3 separate regions of the Homo sapiens genome follow, and all the other regions are linked to region 2. The links are chromatin loops, found by intact Hi-C in ENCODE. Cell type or tissue: heart left ventricle. All regions are shown on one strand. Links, peaks and the distances in the headings refer to the core of each region. The heading gives the core; the rest is flanking DNA. Region 1 overlaps PTPN3 (protein tyrosine phosphatase non-receptor type 3). Region 2 overlaps EPB41L4B (erythrocyte membrane protein band 4.1 like 4B). Region 3 overlaps EPB41L4B (erythrocyte membrane protein band 4.1 like 4B).

Region 1 (5,237 bases), core at 940-3,439, 230 kb after region 2:
GCGGAATCTAAGCCATGCACTATGTGGATGAATTCACTGTGTGTGATAAGAGGTGGGCAGTTGTTCTGTGGAACAGCTAAAGCAGAGATAGTCACACAATGACCCCAGGCAGAAAAAAACTAAGATTTGAAACAGGTGCCTCCAAATGAAAGTCACATGGGCTGATGCTCCAATGGTGGACACTGATTTCCAGACTTCACCTGAGCAGCTCCTGCTCGTGCTGGCGTGGGTGCCGCTGGGACTTATTCATTTCACCGTGGTTAGCAATGATGCTGTCCAGCACAGTCACACAGCTAGCTGACAAAATAAAGCCCACCAGCAACCCAGGAGAGACAGACTTCCCTTTCTCACACCCATCTCTGATTGTTACATAAAGGGCTTGAAACCTAATGACAATGTCATAAATAGGTATTTTATGAAAGCTGCAGAAATCTTCCTACAATGGTTCCTAAAGCAAACCTTGGTAAGAATGAGCCTGATGTTGAATAACCCAATAATTGAGCCATGTGGTATTTTCAGATTGTCTTGAAATTACATCTTAAACAATCTGGTCGGGACAATGGATGCTGACTAACTGCCCTGTTTCCTGTACTACAGCAATTGGGGAACTCAGGGTTTCTATGGCTTCCTTTATAAGCCTCTTAATTCTAAACAAAGCCACAACCCAACCAGGAACATGCTGGCCTCTCTGACACAAATGATTACAGCTGCTGCTGATGCATTTTATAATATGGAAGCCAAGCTTGTTCTTTGCATGAGTTTAAAAATCCATTATAGCTTTAGAATGTTTTAAACAATAGCAAACGAAGCTCTATTGTGGATACAGTTTTTTTTTTTGTTTGTTTGTTTGTTTTTTTGAGACAGAGTCTTGCTCTGTCCCCCAGGCTGGAGTACAGTGGCGTGATCTCGGCTCACTGCAAGCTCCTCCTCCCGGGTTCACGCCATTCTCCTGCCTCAGCCTCCTGAGCAGGTGGGACTACAGGCGCCCGCCACCACGCCCGGCTAATTTTTTGTATTTTTAGTAGAGACAGGGTTTCACCATGTTAGCCAGGATGGTCTCGATCTCCTGACCTCGTGATCCGCCCACCTCGGCCTCCCAAAGTGCTGGGATTACAGGCGTGAGCCACCGCGCCCGGCTGTGAATACAGTTTTTAATCAAAGATTATACTTGGAAAATACAGCAAGAGGCAACACCTCACTTTGTAAACAGTAGGGGCACAATAAAGACCATGAGAGTTAGAGTTGCACATGGAAAGTGCCTAGCACATGTGGGACACATACCAGGCACTCAATGAAAGGCATTTTATTAACGTTAAACTTCTAATGCCATTGGGTGCTGTCTACAGATTCCAGATTTTGTAGGGCAATCCTGATTTCAAACGACTTACAGATATATGAATGTTCCATTTCTTAAAGTTTTATGTATCCACTTTAATAAAGACAGCTTGCTAGAGTTAAAAGATAGTTGTGATAGATATGTGATACATCTTTGAGCTGCTCTACAAACTCAGGGGAACCAGAAGCAGTAGCATGCTGGCACAAATTGCCACACCCTGGGCCCATGAGACACCAGAGCCCTGGGAGTCAGGGTTGGGTAACAGGGCTGCTACTAGGGCTCCTCCCTGGCTGCCCTGAAGCCTGAGACAACGAAAGGGTAATGCCGCCGCTTTATTTCCAAAGGGTCTGTCTACATTCGGATCTGGGAAACTGTTCTTTCGCAAGCCAATGAACCATAGACACAAAGAAGGGAGAGGAACACATGCAAATGACAGAGCAAACCCAACTCCACTATTATAATTTTAAATAAAGAGGCCGGCGCAGTGGCTCACGCCTGTATTCCCAGCACTTTGGGAGGCCCAGGTGGGCAGATCACCTGAGGTCAGGAGTGTGATACCAGCCTGGCCAACATGGTGAAACCCCGTCTCTACTAAAAATACAAAAATTAGCTGGGTGTGGTGGGGCACGCCTGTTATCTCAGCTACTTGGGAGGCTGAGTCAGGAAAATCGCTCGAACCCGGGAAGCAGAGATTGCAATGAGCCAAGATCGCGCCATTGCACTCCAGCCTGAGCGACAGAGTGAGACTCTTATCTCAAATAAATAAATGGCAAAGTATTCCATATTCTTATTTTTTAAAGTAAGGGACTTAGGCCTCTAATTGAAGAATATGAGTTCCGTTGAAAAAAAGGAGGAGAATAAGAAAACAGTCTTGATTTATAAATACCCAATTTGTAAGTAACCTGTATAAATGAATCATGGGTGGCTCACTACAGTAATCAACCTACATCAAGCTGGCCTAGCCCAATGCCACCACCTAGTGGCGATCAGAGGAAGACATGCCACCTCCTACGCTGGCATTCAAGGGAAACAGGGACAGCTCTGCTCTTTCTTGCTTATCACTTCCAGTTCAGCTTATTTCAAAAATCCTTTTTGCAGTATAGAAGCCCTTCTCCGTGGCGCAGTCCCCTTTTCCCAATTCTTCCCTATGAACTCAGGAAAGCGCCTTCTTCCCTCTACTTTTTTTTTTTCCTTTTAGCTATTTCTGAGCTCCAACAGATGACCGATCTAGAGAAGGGCATTTCTAGCATGGAAAAGTACATGTACTATCAGCCACCCTAGACAATGATTCATCAAATTAAGTGCACTTCTCGTCAAATGCCAATATTTAACGTATTGCAGACACATGCTTCATTCATTTAGCAGCTAATATAGTACCAGCGTTGTTCTCTCTCGTCACTGTAGACACACAGATGCTGGGTTGCATTATGTGGTATCGAGTTCTTTGTGGGGCCAACCATGGCCCCAACAAGCAACAATCACTCGCATTGCTCACGCCTTTAGGAAGACAGAAACCATGCTTTCCTACTGCTGTTGGTACCTCAAAGAGGACAGCTTCTCATTCCAGTCTGTTTTAAAGCCAGGCCTAACTGTTCCTTAAACTCCTCTGAAGTAAGTGGGGTATTCCCTTCTAAAGATAAAATTTACTAGTGAGACCATCATATCTACAAAAAAAAAAAAAAATTAGCTGCATGTGGTGGCACCTGTCTGTAGTCCTAGGTATTTGGGAGGCTGAGGTGGGAGAATCGCTTGAGCCCAGGAGGTCAAGGCTGCAGGGAGCTATGACCGCACCACTGCTCTGCAGCCTGGGCAACAGAGCGAGACCTCATCCAAAAAAAAAAAAAAATTTACAAACACTTGGGTGGGGATTTATTTATCATTTATTAAGCACTAAGATGAGCTCAAACTAAGAATGTCTGCTCACTGATCAAGATATTAAAAAAATAGTGACTGAAATGAGACTTTCTTTTTAACCAGTGACTTAAAACTAGCGTACACAAGAATCATCTGGGGACTTGTTAAAAATGCAGATTCTTGGTTACCATCCACAGAGATTTTGGTTCAGTAAGGGCCCAGGAAACTGCATTGTAAAACAAAAAATAATTTTCTGGACTTATAGAAAAGTTGCAAGAAAAACAAACTCCTGTGTAACCCTTTTGCCCTGGATTCAATTGTTAACATTTTGGTACATACGCATCTTTTTTTTTTTTTTTGAGATGGAGTCTCACTCTTGCCCAGGCTGGAGTGCAGTGGCGCAATCTCAGCTCACTGCAACCTCCGTCTCCTGGGCTGAAGCAATTCTTGTGCCTCAGCCTCCCGAGTAGCTGGGGCTACAGGCCTGTGCCACCACGCCCAACTAATTTTTGTATTTTTAGTAGAGACAGTGTTTCACCATGTTGGCCTAGGCTGGTCTTGAACTCCTGACCTCAGGTGATTTGCCTGCCTTGGCCTCCCAAAGTGCTGGGATTACAGGCGTGAGCCATCGTGCCCGGCCCACATACACTTTATTTCCCATGTCTCTCATCTGTATACACACACAGACACACCAGGCTTTTCTCTGAACCACTTGCTGCAGAGATCATGCCCCTTTATCTCGAAATATTTTAGCATGTATCTCCCCCTAATAAGGGCATTTCATAACCACAGTACAATTATCACACTGAAGAAATTTAACTGATAAGCACTTATCTAATATCCAGTCCATACTAAAATTTTGCAAATTGTTCCAAAGATGTCCTTTATTTATCTTCCCCGATCCACAATCCAAATCAGGATCATGCCTGGTTTTACTTGTCATATGGAAGGCACTTTTTTTTTTTTTAAAGAGACAGGGTACTCATTATGTTGCCCAGGCTGGCCTCAAACTCCTGGGCTCAAGCAATCCTCCTGCCTCAGGCATCCTAAGAAGCTGGGACTACAAATGTATACCAACGCACCCAGCTTGAAGTTGCATTTTAAATAAATACCCCCTGACCCTCATGGCAATGGTGCAGCTGGTCTGAGAGCCACACGGTGGAAAATCTTCCACCAGACAATCTTCAGAGTTCCTTTTGGTTCTGCCTGTCTATGCTTACAGCCAGGGTCTTTGTTAGGTGGGCATCCTTATGTCAGTTTTACTGTCTACATTACAAGTCACCTCCCAGAGCTAAATAGAGTTTCTGTAGCTTGGCAGCTGTCCCATCACTCGGTCTGGGAGAAGTGCTTCCTAAATCATTGTTGATGAAGTAACAGATTTTCCAGTCTATATGTCAGTGCTGGGATTAGTACTGTTGTCTAAATAGAGAAGAAAGCAACAGGAAAACTGCCATCATTCAAAAAGGACTGTATCACTTGATATTGCATAACCAGATGTCTTGGCTTGTTCACTCAAATGAGTTCACATCATTCACCAACACCAATGCTTAACAATTTGTCCAAATTATAAAAGGCCACACAATGCACACACCCTTCCTCAGAAACCCGTTGAGTCAACCAGCACTTTCTTAAAGCAGCAGCAATGAAACAAGATGCATACATTTTGTGCTATTTATCAGGCTTTGAAAATGTTCTTTTTAAAAATGTTATTTAATATTTTCTGTTTTCACCATCATTTTTATTTTTTTGCGAACGTTCTTAATGAAATTCAGCCCAACTAATTAAAAATTAGTCATTTCAGTTTTCATTTGTGAAATGCCCAAATATCTTAGAAAACACTTTCCTATACATTTCCCTTTATTAGTTTTAAAATAAGTACAGTTGATAACAAAATTACTGTACAACTGGTACCTGGAATTTAATCTTTTTCCTCATAACTCTATAATTTCATAAATTGATCAACACTACCTTCTGCCATTTTTAGCCTGCTTTCTTGGCTTTTAAATTTTCCAAAGTACAATACTACATAACAATACAAAGATAAATA
Region 2 (5,237 bases), core at 1,721-4,220:
TCAGGACTACTCCTTAAAGACACTCGTCCAAACACATCCATCCATCTGAGGCCAAGACACTTTTCATGGAATGCAATGAAACTATGAAGGTGAATGGAAGAGAGATGCTTCAGTCTCTCAAAGTGCAGTCATGAGTTTATCTCGATACATCATACTTTGCATCCCTCCTAAGTTCTTCTGGTTCTGGTCGTGGACATAATCAAAATGGCTGTCATCTCCACTGGCCGATGCTTTCCAATGCGACCTGTCATCCTGAAAGGATGGCCTGTTTTGTTTGCAGAGCGAATGGTTAGTGGGAGAATGGAAGAAAATGCAGAAATGTAAGTGAAACAACACAAGCACAAAGGAAATGGGGCAGGGGGAACCATGAGCCATGTGAATGGGGATGGCTATGAATGGAAATGAATGGATTTCCTAGTAAGAATTTTAAAAATTCAGATGCAGATCACCTATGAACTTCCAAGCAGAGCAAGGGTCTGTCTATGGTCAAGTCATCATTTCTCAAAGGGTGTCTCATGGGTCAAGTCCGTCTGGAGAAAGCTAAGTGAAGGTGGAAAATGTTCCATTACTACAGGGCTGCTTGGAGGCATGCCAGCATGCACCATGAATGCCTCAGGCAGCATTTGCCAAAAGTGTTGGACTAACAAACTCTGTTTTCATGGGGTATCTTTGTAGAGCTTGAAAATACACAAAATGTTGGGCCCCACCCCATAGATTCTGATCCAGTAGGTCTGGGGTGGGGCTGAGAATTTGCATTAAACAAGCTTCCAGATGACACTAAAGCTGCCAACAGCAGGCCCACCCCAGAGAGGCACTGTTTACGGCTTTCCTCAGAAGGCCTGCTTCTAGGCCATGCCTCAGAAGGAAACTAACATGATAAAACAGGCAATGATAAGCACAAACTTTTGTAAAAACAATGTTAATTAAAATAGCGTTTCTAGAAATCTCTTCTGTTTCTTACGTCTGAAGAATAAAGCACCTTTGAAATACAGTAAGATTTAGAATTATTACTCCACTAACCTAATCTGCTTTAAAAAGTTAAGTGACTACCAAGTGTTTATAAACAATCACGCTTTGGGGTTACAAAATTCCCCAACAAACTTTTTTTTGGCCTTGCTCTAAGTGGGTTTATTTCCAGCATTTTATTCTCCATACTTTCTCAGAGAAAGGCTAGCAACCTCACCTTTATGCAAACTGAACTTGCCAACTATGTTTCTGAAATAGCTTCACACATAAACACCAATTAAGACTGATCTAAAATTCAAATCTTAAAAGGAACATTTGCTTTCACAAAGCTAGCCTTAAAAAAAAAAAAAAAAAAACAAAAAACCTGTCAAGCCTAACTATAAACACAGTCCAGCAGATGCCAGTTGGCTTAGAAAGGATTATGGTAGGTTGGGGCCAAGGTTGGTAAATGGCAGCCCTCGGCCCAATCCCACTGTTTTTCTAAATCAGTTTCATTGAAGCACAGCCATAGCCTCTCATTTATGGATTGTCTAGGGCTGTTTTCAAAGTACAATGGCAGAGTTAAGGAGTTGTGACAGCGACCACAAAGCAGAATATATTGACTGTCTGATCCTTTACAGAAAAAGTTTATTGACCCCTCAGTTTAGGGAAAAAATATCTATTGCCACAAAAAGCAAACTCATTCCCCCAGCCCACCCCCGCAAAAAAAAAAAAAAAAAAAAAAATCCTTAAAAAAAAAAAAACCCCATGACAACAAAATCCCCAAGCTTTCATCACATTTAAAGTAAACAAATTCTCAGGACAGAAAAATGTTACTTAGAAATTTTCAGTAACATCTTGAACACAAAACTAAAAACCAAGAATATATGAGATCAGAATGATTTTAAAAAATCAATTCATTTTTTATTTCACAAAGCATACCTTTGATACATCCACACACATCACTGGCTACCTTTGCTTTGAAAATTTATTCATCTCGGCCATGACAATGCATCCCTTAAGGGTTATTTCTGATGCAGACTTTCTACTCCTAACTAAGCAGAATCTGAACTTTTCTAGAGAAAGGAAAGCTTTCGAAGGTGCAGCTCTGGAAGCACCAGCACTTACCTGACATTTGGAGAGTGAGGATGCCACCGGGGCTGGCTGGGATGGATATTAGGATGATATTGAGGCTAGAAATAAAACACCAAACTTGATTATTTGATGACCTTTTAATTTCAATGGTCCTCATTCGCTTTGTCTGTTCCTGGCATCCACCCGAGGGGCTGGGGGACTAAGAATGGAAAGGCTATAGACCCTGGCTAGGGGGTGGATGTTTCCCAGGACGATCACGTTTCCCCCTCTGACAAAGGCTGGGGGCTGGCACCCAGTGCCGGTTCTTGCCCTCTCCAGAGGCGGCTCCCTGTGAAGGGGCTGGGAAGCTGCCCTTAGAAGGTGACAACACCGGCCTTGAAGGGGGTCGTCCGGAGTACCAGAGACAAGCTGTATTCATCTTCCCAAGGGAAGAGGCGGAAGGTGTCAGAGAGATGGGGAGAGTGGGAGGCAACTTCTCTCTTCAGAAACAATTTTTGTCATTGCTGAAAATGACAATGACCATGTGGAACAGTTACATCTGCACACAGACAAGGACTGGACAGGGATGCTAAGTGAAGCAGCAGGGCCGTGGGTGAAGGTTTTTTCTTTCTCTCTGGTTTATGCAATAAAAATAATCTTCTAAAATGCAATCCAAAACAAAATACCAAAACAAACAAAACCATCCAGAGCGCTTATCATCCTGATAAAACAGGAGGGAGGGAGAGAGTTTGAGAAGAAGGGATGAGGGGAGGGAGGGAAGGAAGGCAGGTAGGGAAAGAGAGAAGAAAGAAAAAGAAGGGAAGGGAAGGAAGAAAGAGAAAGAAGAGAAGGAAGGAGGTTGAAGGTTGTCTTTTTTTTTTTTTTTTTTTTTTTTTTTTTTTTACAGAGTCTCACTCTGTCACCCAGGCTGGAGTGCAATGGCAGTATCTTGGCAACCTCTACCTCCTGGGTTCAAGCGATTCTCCTGCCTCAGTCTCCTGGGTAGCTGGGATTACAGGCACGTGCCACCACACCCCGCTAATTTTGAAGGAAGTTGTCCATTTTAAGAAGAGAACACAGACCCTGTACTCACAAACGGACTGAGGTGCAGCCCTAGCCGGCTAGGTAGCAGCCTGCCTTTCCACTTCTGGCCTGCAGAGGGCAGTGGTCCTAGACATCAGCAGAAGTCAGGGGCTTCTCAAGGCTCAATCTCCTAAGGGGCAAATTAGGCCCTCCTGACATTTAAGTCACTACAGTCTTGCCACTGTTACTCTTTTAATTATTTCTTCCCCTCCTTCTCAGGATACTTTGCTTAGTAAGCAGTGGCCTGCTCTCTGGCACAGAGAATCTCAGCAGTTCTGTTCGTTCCATTTTCATGGACCTGAGATGCCCTCCCTGCCTGTTCTGTATTCAAGCAGCCTTTCCTTTCTCCTTCAAAGACGCCTGTCAGCAAGCAGACTCTGCAGCCCCCGGAAGGACATGCTGCAGGAAAAGGAATCTGGAGAAAATACCTCAGTAGCAGGATCTGGGAGCTGACCAGGGCTTTAGCATCTCCCTGCTGCAATCTCTGCATATTTCTCCTTTAGGGGCTACAGAAACCCACAGAGTTTAGATGATTTGCCCAGAGTCTAACTGTTCCAGGTGTTTTGATCACATAGACAGGCCCAGAATGAGGTTCCATTCATTGGCTGTTCAACAATAGAGAAAGGCTGACCTAGAACTGGACCCTCTATGTTTTCCTCTGGCTTTAAACACAACCAAATCAGATTCATCAGAGAGAGAGGTGGGAACCTTAGCCACAGACCTGGAAAAAGATTTTGGAAACTTCCTTGGTCTCCTCTGGCAATTTATTCACATTCTCAACTGTCAAGGAGTATTTTAGTGTTAACCCAGCTGGTTCTCAACTGGTACACTCATATCCCTTGGAGGACAATGGGAAATGACTGTGTGCATGTTTGCTTGTCATAGTAAGAGAGAAAAGGGAAGCTAATCATCCTGCAATTCCAGGGACAGTCCCAAACAATGAAGAACTCTCCCTCCCCAAATGCCAACAGCGTCCTCATTGAGAACACAGAGATCCATCCTTTGCAGCTGGCTGACCTTGCAGTGCTTGAAATAAGATAAATGCTGCAACACCATCCTCTCAAATACCCTTCACGGTATTCACATGCCAATCAGGCCACTTCTCAGGACGTTCTCTTCCCGGTCAATTTATTCCCAACCCTTGATAGAACACAAGACCTCTAAGATTGGCAAGGTCCAAAGGACCCGTGGTTGCCAATGATGTTGCGATAACAATGCCTAGATGAGTTTCAGTAGATCTGATTTCAACAATCGCCTCATGTTCACTCTAAGCAGAAAACGCACAGTGAGAACACACTACAGGCTATGCGGAGAGGGCACAGGCAGTGCTCAGCTGCTTTGCTTTTCTAAAATTTTTCTCTCCTTCAAGCACTGATCACCTATCAATTACCTGTCTCTACAACTTTTCAGTTACTCACACCTGAAAACCCCTTAACAAAAAACAATCAGTGAATAACAAGATTCAAGAACCCTGGCCGGGCACGGTGGCTCACACCTGTAAACCCAGCACTTTGGGAGGCTGAGGCGAGCAGATCACTTGAGGTCAGGAGTTTGAGACCAGCGTGGCCAACATGGTGAAACTTTGTCTCTATTAAAAATGTAAAAATTAGCCGGGCGTGGTGGCATACACCTATAACCCCAGATACTTGGGAGGCTGAGGCAAGAGAATCACTTGAACCCAGGATTATTTAAAAATAGAGATGGGGTCTCACTATGTTGCCCAGACCGGTCTTGAATTCTTGGGCTCAAGTGATCCTCTTGCCTTGGCTTCCCAACGTGCTGGGATTACACGCATGAGCCACTGTGGCCAACTCTGAGTTGGTCTTTGAGAGATACTTTAATATACTGATAGGAAGCAAAGGAATTCCAGGCAGACAAACACGGGCAAAGAATGGTGGGAAGAAATTATGGGGCAACAATTATGCAATTCCCTGTGAGTTGAACATATGGAGCGTGATGGGAGTGGTGAGAAATAAATAGAGAAGTTGGAACCAGGTGGTACAAGGCTGTGAATGGCCAGAGAGAGAGCCACCCACAGTGGCTTAGGAAGAATGTGCTTGATCCAGGCTGAGCTGTAAACCACACCTTCCATGTTACCAGGCATGGGTGAGCTGGCAGGCGGCACAGGCCCTGGT
Region 3 (5,237 bases), core at 1,363-3,862, 72 kb after region 2:
AGGTGGGAGTAGACAGAGACTTCCATCAACCCACTTAAGTTCATCATTTTAAAAACATGTTTATATCTGAATATGAAATAAAGCACAGATGAATGCGCACCCCTATTTTAACAGTGTTTAATGAAACTGTAGATGTTGTTCCAACCTTTGTGTATTTTCAAATGGGTCTTCGATGAATGCATTGTAAACGAGAAATGAAAGGAGAGCACACACACGAACCTGGAAAACACACCCAGATGAATCAGCAGCTGACCCTGCCCTCAGGCAGCAGCCACGGGCTACAGGTGGAAACTGGAGTGCAGTTCCCACTGGAGGAGAAGGCTCCAGGCAGGGCAGAGAGAGGCCCGGGGAGGAGCCCACTCCCAGCCGGCCAAAGGAAGTCAAGCAGTGGGCAAGGATGGAACACGTGTTTTGAGGACAAATGGTAGGCGGAGGATTTCTGTGGTTGCCAGGCTGGATTTTTTTCTAAGTCCCCACGCAAGAATTTAAGGGAAGGCCCCACCCCCATCGACCTTCTGCTATTTCAAAACGAAACAGACCTGTGCCTTCATCCACTGCAGGGTACTAGGAACAGAATTCAATGAGATTATGCACGTGAAAGTGCTTAGCAAGTTAATATTTGTTCAGAGCCCTGTACCAGTGTAGGGTCATGTTACCGGCACTGGAGAGGCTAGGCTGCGGCCCCTTCCCCCTGCAGGCCAACCCCCGCCCCTTATTAACACTGACAAATCCAGCAAGTATAGAAGGGGAGTTAGTGCTCTTGCTTGTATCACGACACCCCCTTTGGGAAGGGTGTTCATTACCCCTCTCTCACCCCCCCCCACCTCAGCCTTTCTTTTAAAACAAAGAAGGCATATCCAAAAATAACACAAACTCATGACCCACTAGATATCCAAGGCCTCATTCCAGGTCTGAGAGGGGATGTGGGTGGGGCAAGTAGTGGAAGGCCACCTTTAGCCAATACCTACCCTACAGGGGCAAAAAAAGCAAGCCACCCAGAGCCCTGGGATAAGCCAGTGTGCCCATGGCAGCCAGAGCCTTGGGAAAGGGTAGAAATGAGAAGCTGTCTTCAACCTCCTGCGGGTCCCTTAATTCTTCCCAACCAAGAGTGAAGACAGCTCTATCTCAAACCTTCACCCTCCCCAACACACTCACCCAACTCCACCTGTGAGCTGCTCTACCGTTGCCCCCTTCTCCTAGCCAGGCCCTCATCACCCCTTACCTGACAAATGCAATGGCATGACTGGTCTCCAGTCCCTCCCCTAGCCCTCCACTCCACTGTGACAAAAATGGGCTCCCTAAAGTACAGGTCAAACCCCAGCTCAAAGACTGCCAACCCCCCTACCATTGCTACAGCAATGGTATTGCTCGCCCCATTGCTACAGCAGTTTATAATGCATGGTGTAGCTGCCTCTGTTCTCACAGTTCTAGGGCCAGGGTTTTTCACTGGCTGTGAAGAGACCACCTGCATCAGAATCACCTGGAGTAACTTGTTAAAAGTTGAGCTTCCTGATATACTGAATCAAGAAATTCTCGGGGTGTGCTCTGGGAATTTTAATGGAAGAAAAAAAATCCCAGATGAACTTTGTGAACACTGAAGTTGGGATCATTTTTTCCACTGTTTGGGAAAATCTGTTCTATTTCCAACTGCCAGGAATGTACCCCATCCCTCTTCCATGATCCTGTGTTAGGACGTGGGGTTAGTCTTCCCTCCCACTGCTGACCCTACGCTTGACACCTTCAGACGCTGACAATCAGGGTTCCCAAAGCAGCCGGTTCCAACTCTTTCACTGACTGACTGAAGGGAAGTCACTTTATAGCCACAGACCACAGCTTCCCAGTTTCTCCAATGGGCCGGGGAGGTGCTGTCCAGGGTCCCCTTCAACTCCAAAATAAGCCATATGACCTTTATGTTGTATCATGTATGTTATGTGAGATCAGAGGTTTCAGTCCTAAAATTCTAAAAACCTGGATTCTCCTGTTTTTGCTGAAAAAAACATCACTTTTCACATCCAAAGTGAAACTTTTAAAAAGCATTTCTCATACTACATCCAACTTCCAATTTCCACTAAAGAAGAGCCAAGCAATGGTTAGCCTGCCTGGCACAGCATTTTTTTTTTTAATGTCTATTACTAGAAACTTCTTCAAATCTTTCCAAAGTTCAAAGTAGAGGAAGGAGAGGTTTCTAAGATTACAACCTACTAGCAACCTTTCAGCACTCTGTTGCACCATGAGGCCTTCCCGTCACCAAATCCTCCCAACATCCCCATTTGAAAGATCAGGAAGTCAATGGCTCAGAGAGCTGCAATTGCCCAAAGCTGCAGAGCCAGGGTGCAATATGCAAAGGTAGATCTTCGAATTCTGAAATCCTCCATGTTTACACTGGACCACAATGAGTCAATGTTGAGTTCCAGATGCAGGGGAGGCAAGTGCACCAAATGCAACAATGGCCCATGGGCCGTTCCCTCCAAAGCATGGCGGGAGTGCTAACTGGCCGACCGCACATCCTAACAGCTTTCCACACTGAGCACACAGGGCAACGGGAGGCGGGGCTGAGCAACAGCCACACGAGCAAAAGCGATGCCAGGGATTTAGTCAACAGAGAGCTAATATGAGTCAACAGTGGGTGCCGCTGCCAAGCACACTAATGGGATCTTCAGCTGCATTAATAGAAGGAAAGCGTCTAGGGCAGGCCGAGGGAGGGAGTCCTGCCCTGCTCTGACCAGACCACACCTGAGGGTTGGGCAGGGCTGAGCTAGGCTAAGGAGAGGGAGGTGCTGTCGAAGGCAGGGCCAGGGTTTCTGAAGAGGACTGGCTCAGGCTGGCACTCTGGTTGGTAGGGCGAGCAAGGGCTCATCTGGAAGTTGGGTTTGTACAGCAAGTCCACTTTAGACTGCATGTTATAGATTTTTTTAAAAAGATCCTTTTATTCACATTTTATTTTATCAAAGACTGGAAAGCTGCTGACTATCCATAGCAAAGACTAAGAACACCCAGGGGCCAAGCGCAGTGGCTCATGCCTGTAATCCCAACACTGTTAGGGGCTGAGGCAGGAGGATCGCTTGAGCCTACACGTTTGAGACCAGCCAGGGCAATACAGTGAGACCCCATGTCTATAAAAATAATTTTTTTAATTAGCCGGGTGTAGTGGTGCACAACCGCAGTCCCAGCTACTAGAGAGGCTGAGGTGGGAGGATTGCTTGCGGCTAGGAGATTAAGACCGTAGTGAGCTGTGGTCGTACTACTGCACTCCAGCCTGGGTGACAGATGAGACCCCATATCCAAAAAACAAAACAAAAAAAAGAACACTCAGGGATGCTAGGTGACTCAACCTATCACCAGAGAAGGGGGCTCCAAGCCCTGTCAGAAGAAACAATTGCAGCTACTTTTCTCTTTATTATATACAACAACTGGCCTGTGGCTTTGCCAAGGGACACTGGATCTGAGACCCCATAATCTCAAGTGTCAAAGTCTCCTGGAAGTCCTTCCGATTCCCCCATCCCATCCGGCCACAGCACCCTGTCTGGGTGTGCCAGTCATATCACTTAGCATCACCCAGAATAAAAGAAACGTGTTTTCACCTGCGTTTCCCAAGAGCCTCCAGGCCACATCTCATTCACCTTTGTGTCTGCAGCACACAGCTTGGCACATTGGAGACGCCCAATAACTGTGGTCTGGACTGGACTGAGGTGCCACAGCACGGTCACACTGAGGGTGTTATTGTGTTCCAGACAATTTCAGAACACAAGCATCCTAACTAGGGCTAATAAAAAGGTTTATGACAGCACATAGCCAACTTTTAGGAGGTTGAGCAAAGGAATTCTCAAGGCTAACGCCGCCTGAGGGTTTTTATTACAAAGGAGACATTTAGCCTGGCAATGTCCCTGGGTGCCTGAGAAGCCAGCTTGGGGTATCACGGTCAAAGGTAAATCCTATCTTGCGACAAGCAGCAAGGCAACACCAGGGCCCAGGAAGCGGTAAAAATCCAGGAACACAAAAGAGAATAATGACAAGCAGGGCCAAATGTCAAAAAGGACAGCATAAAGAGTGAGCCCAGTGAAGTGGGTCTGAGGAGCAGCAAATGCTACAAATGCATTGGGGAGCTGGCCGCCTGGCGTTAACCTCGTAACTCAGAATTAATTACAGGAGCACACACTCAGATCTGGGAAGATTAGTGTAGGAGACTGTGATGCAGTCCTAATATCTAATAAATCTTTAAATCGATGAGCTGTGCCCACTGGCGATTTTTCTTCATCTTTCCTCCCTGAGAGCTCACGTGACACAAGCCAGCATTTGCTTTTTATCTGCCTGTGGACAGGGGGCATATACGTGTGTGTGTGTGTGTGTGTGTGTGTGTGTGCACGCGCATAAATACAATGTGGGCTTCACTAAGTCACATCATAGAGGAATCAAGAAATTTGCCGTCCTGGGAATACCTGGGACAGGGGAATTCTTTTGTCAAGCAGCCTTTTATAAAGTGAAGAAACCTTTTAGGATGCAAATATCCCCTTCCCCCACCAGGCTCCAGTGAGGGCTACACTGGCTGGAATCAGTCAGCCTTCCTGTCCCAACCTGTTCGTTTGTGTACCTGTTTGGGTCTATTCACCATGCACACCACTTAAGCCTGTCTCATGGAGCTGACAAGCAATACATTTTATAAACGAATCATCCCCAGGGAACAGATGAGAAAACCACCGGCAAGGAGCACTGTCAAACTTCCCAAGGATAGCATTCCTTTCCCAGATCCGAGATGCAAACTACGCCACATCCTCTCCTAACACAAGCTGCCCACTCCAGAGGCAGCCTGCTCCCCTCTCCTCCTCCCCGGCTCCTCAGGCCTCCTCTCCCAGCTGAATAAAAAGCTGGAGAGCCTCATTGTTGGGGAACAGTAACATTTTTATGCTATTTTAAAGGCAACAGCTCTAAGCACCCGAATGTTGGCTCCTTTTCCATCAATAAAAAGGCCCCAAAAGGGTATTTTCATAGCAAAATGATATCTTATGGAGAGCACAAAGAACCACAAAAATAAAATTGCCATAAATTGAAACTGTCTCGAAATTCAGCCTACACCGGGAAGCGTTAAACTCCAAGCCAGGCAGGCTCTGATTTTCCCATCTGAGACCCTTTTCACATGTTCCTAGTTCTCTCATGAAGTCCAAACATTTCTCCCACCCGGGAAGGCCTATATACTTCCTTGGAAGTCCGGGTATGTTATTTCTTCCCTTGACATCCTCGAG

What was found. Hi-C counts contacts between places; a loop is a spot of excess contacts. Peaks named below come from ENCODE experiments on the same cell type or tissue, not always from the same donor. Only the 100,000 strongest peaks of a DNase experiment are listed, where the experiment ranks them.
Region 1: a loop joins it to region 2, with 4 times the contacts of the local background. A loop is called at or near these places in 26 of 110 quality-filtered maps.
Region 3: it touches region 2 in a loop (3-fold over the local background); 90 of 110 quality-filtered maps call a loop at or near these places.

Annotation. Positions count from the first base shown.
Region 1 is chr9:109,467,528-109,472,764 of GRCh38, forward strand. The region is part of intron 1 of PTPN3 (protein tyrosine phosphatase non-receptor type 3); the gene reads right to left. Among named protein-coding and RNA genes, the nearest start is that of PTPN3, 28 kb to the right of the region's middle. In heart left ventricle, for the core only: a CTCF peak has its summit at 2,320 (motif pointing left); a DNase peak (open chromatin) is centred at 2,313; H3K27ac peaks cover 560 bases.
Region 2 is chr9:109,241,545-109,246,781 of GRCh38, forward strand. EPB41L4B (erythrocyte membrane protein band 4.1 like 4B) reads right to left here. Exons shown (of 26, transcript NM_019114.5): 15 at 2,074-2,138. Among named protein-coding and RNA genes, the nearest start is that of EPB41L4B, 77 kb to the right of the region's middle. In heart left ventricle, for the core only: a CTCF peak has its summit at 3,166 (motif pointing right); a DNase peak (open chromatin) is centred at 3,137; H3K27me3 peaks cover 357 bases.
Region 3 is chr9:109,313,822-109,319,058 of GRCh38, forward strand. All of the region lies in intron 1 of EPB41L4B (erythrocyte membrane protein band 4.1 like 4B), which reads right to left. Among named protein-coding and RNA genes, the nearest start is that of EPB41L4B, 4.6 kb to the right of the region's middle. In heart left ventricle, for the core only: no CTCF peak of the experiment used is centred there; a DNase peak (open chromatin) is centred at 2,617; H3K27ac peaks cover 307 bases; H3K27me3 peaks cover 634 bases.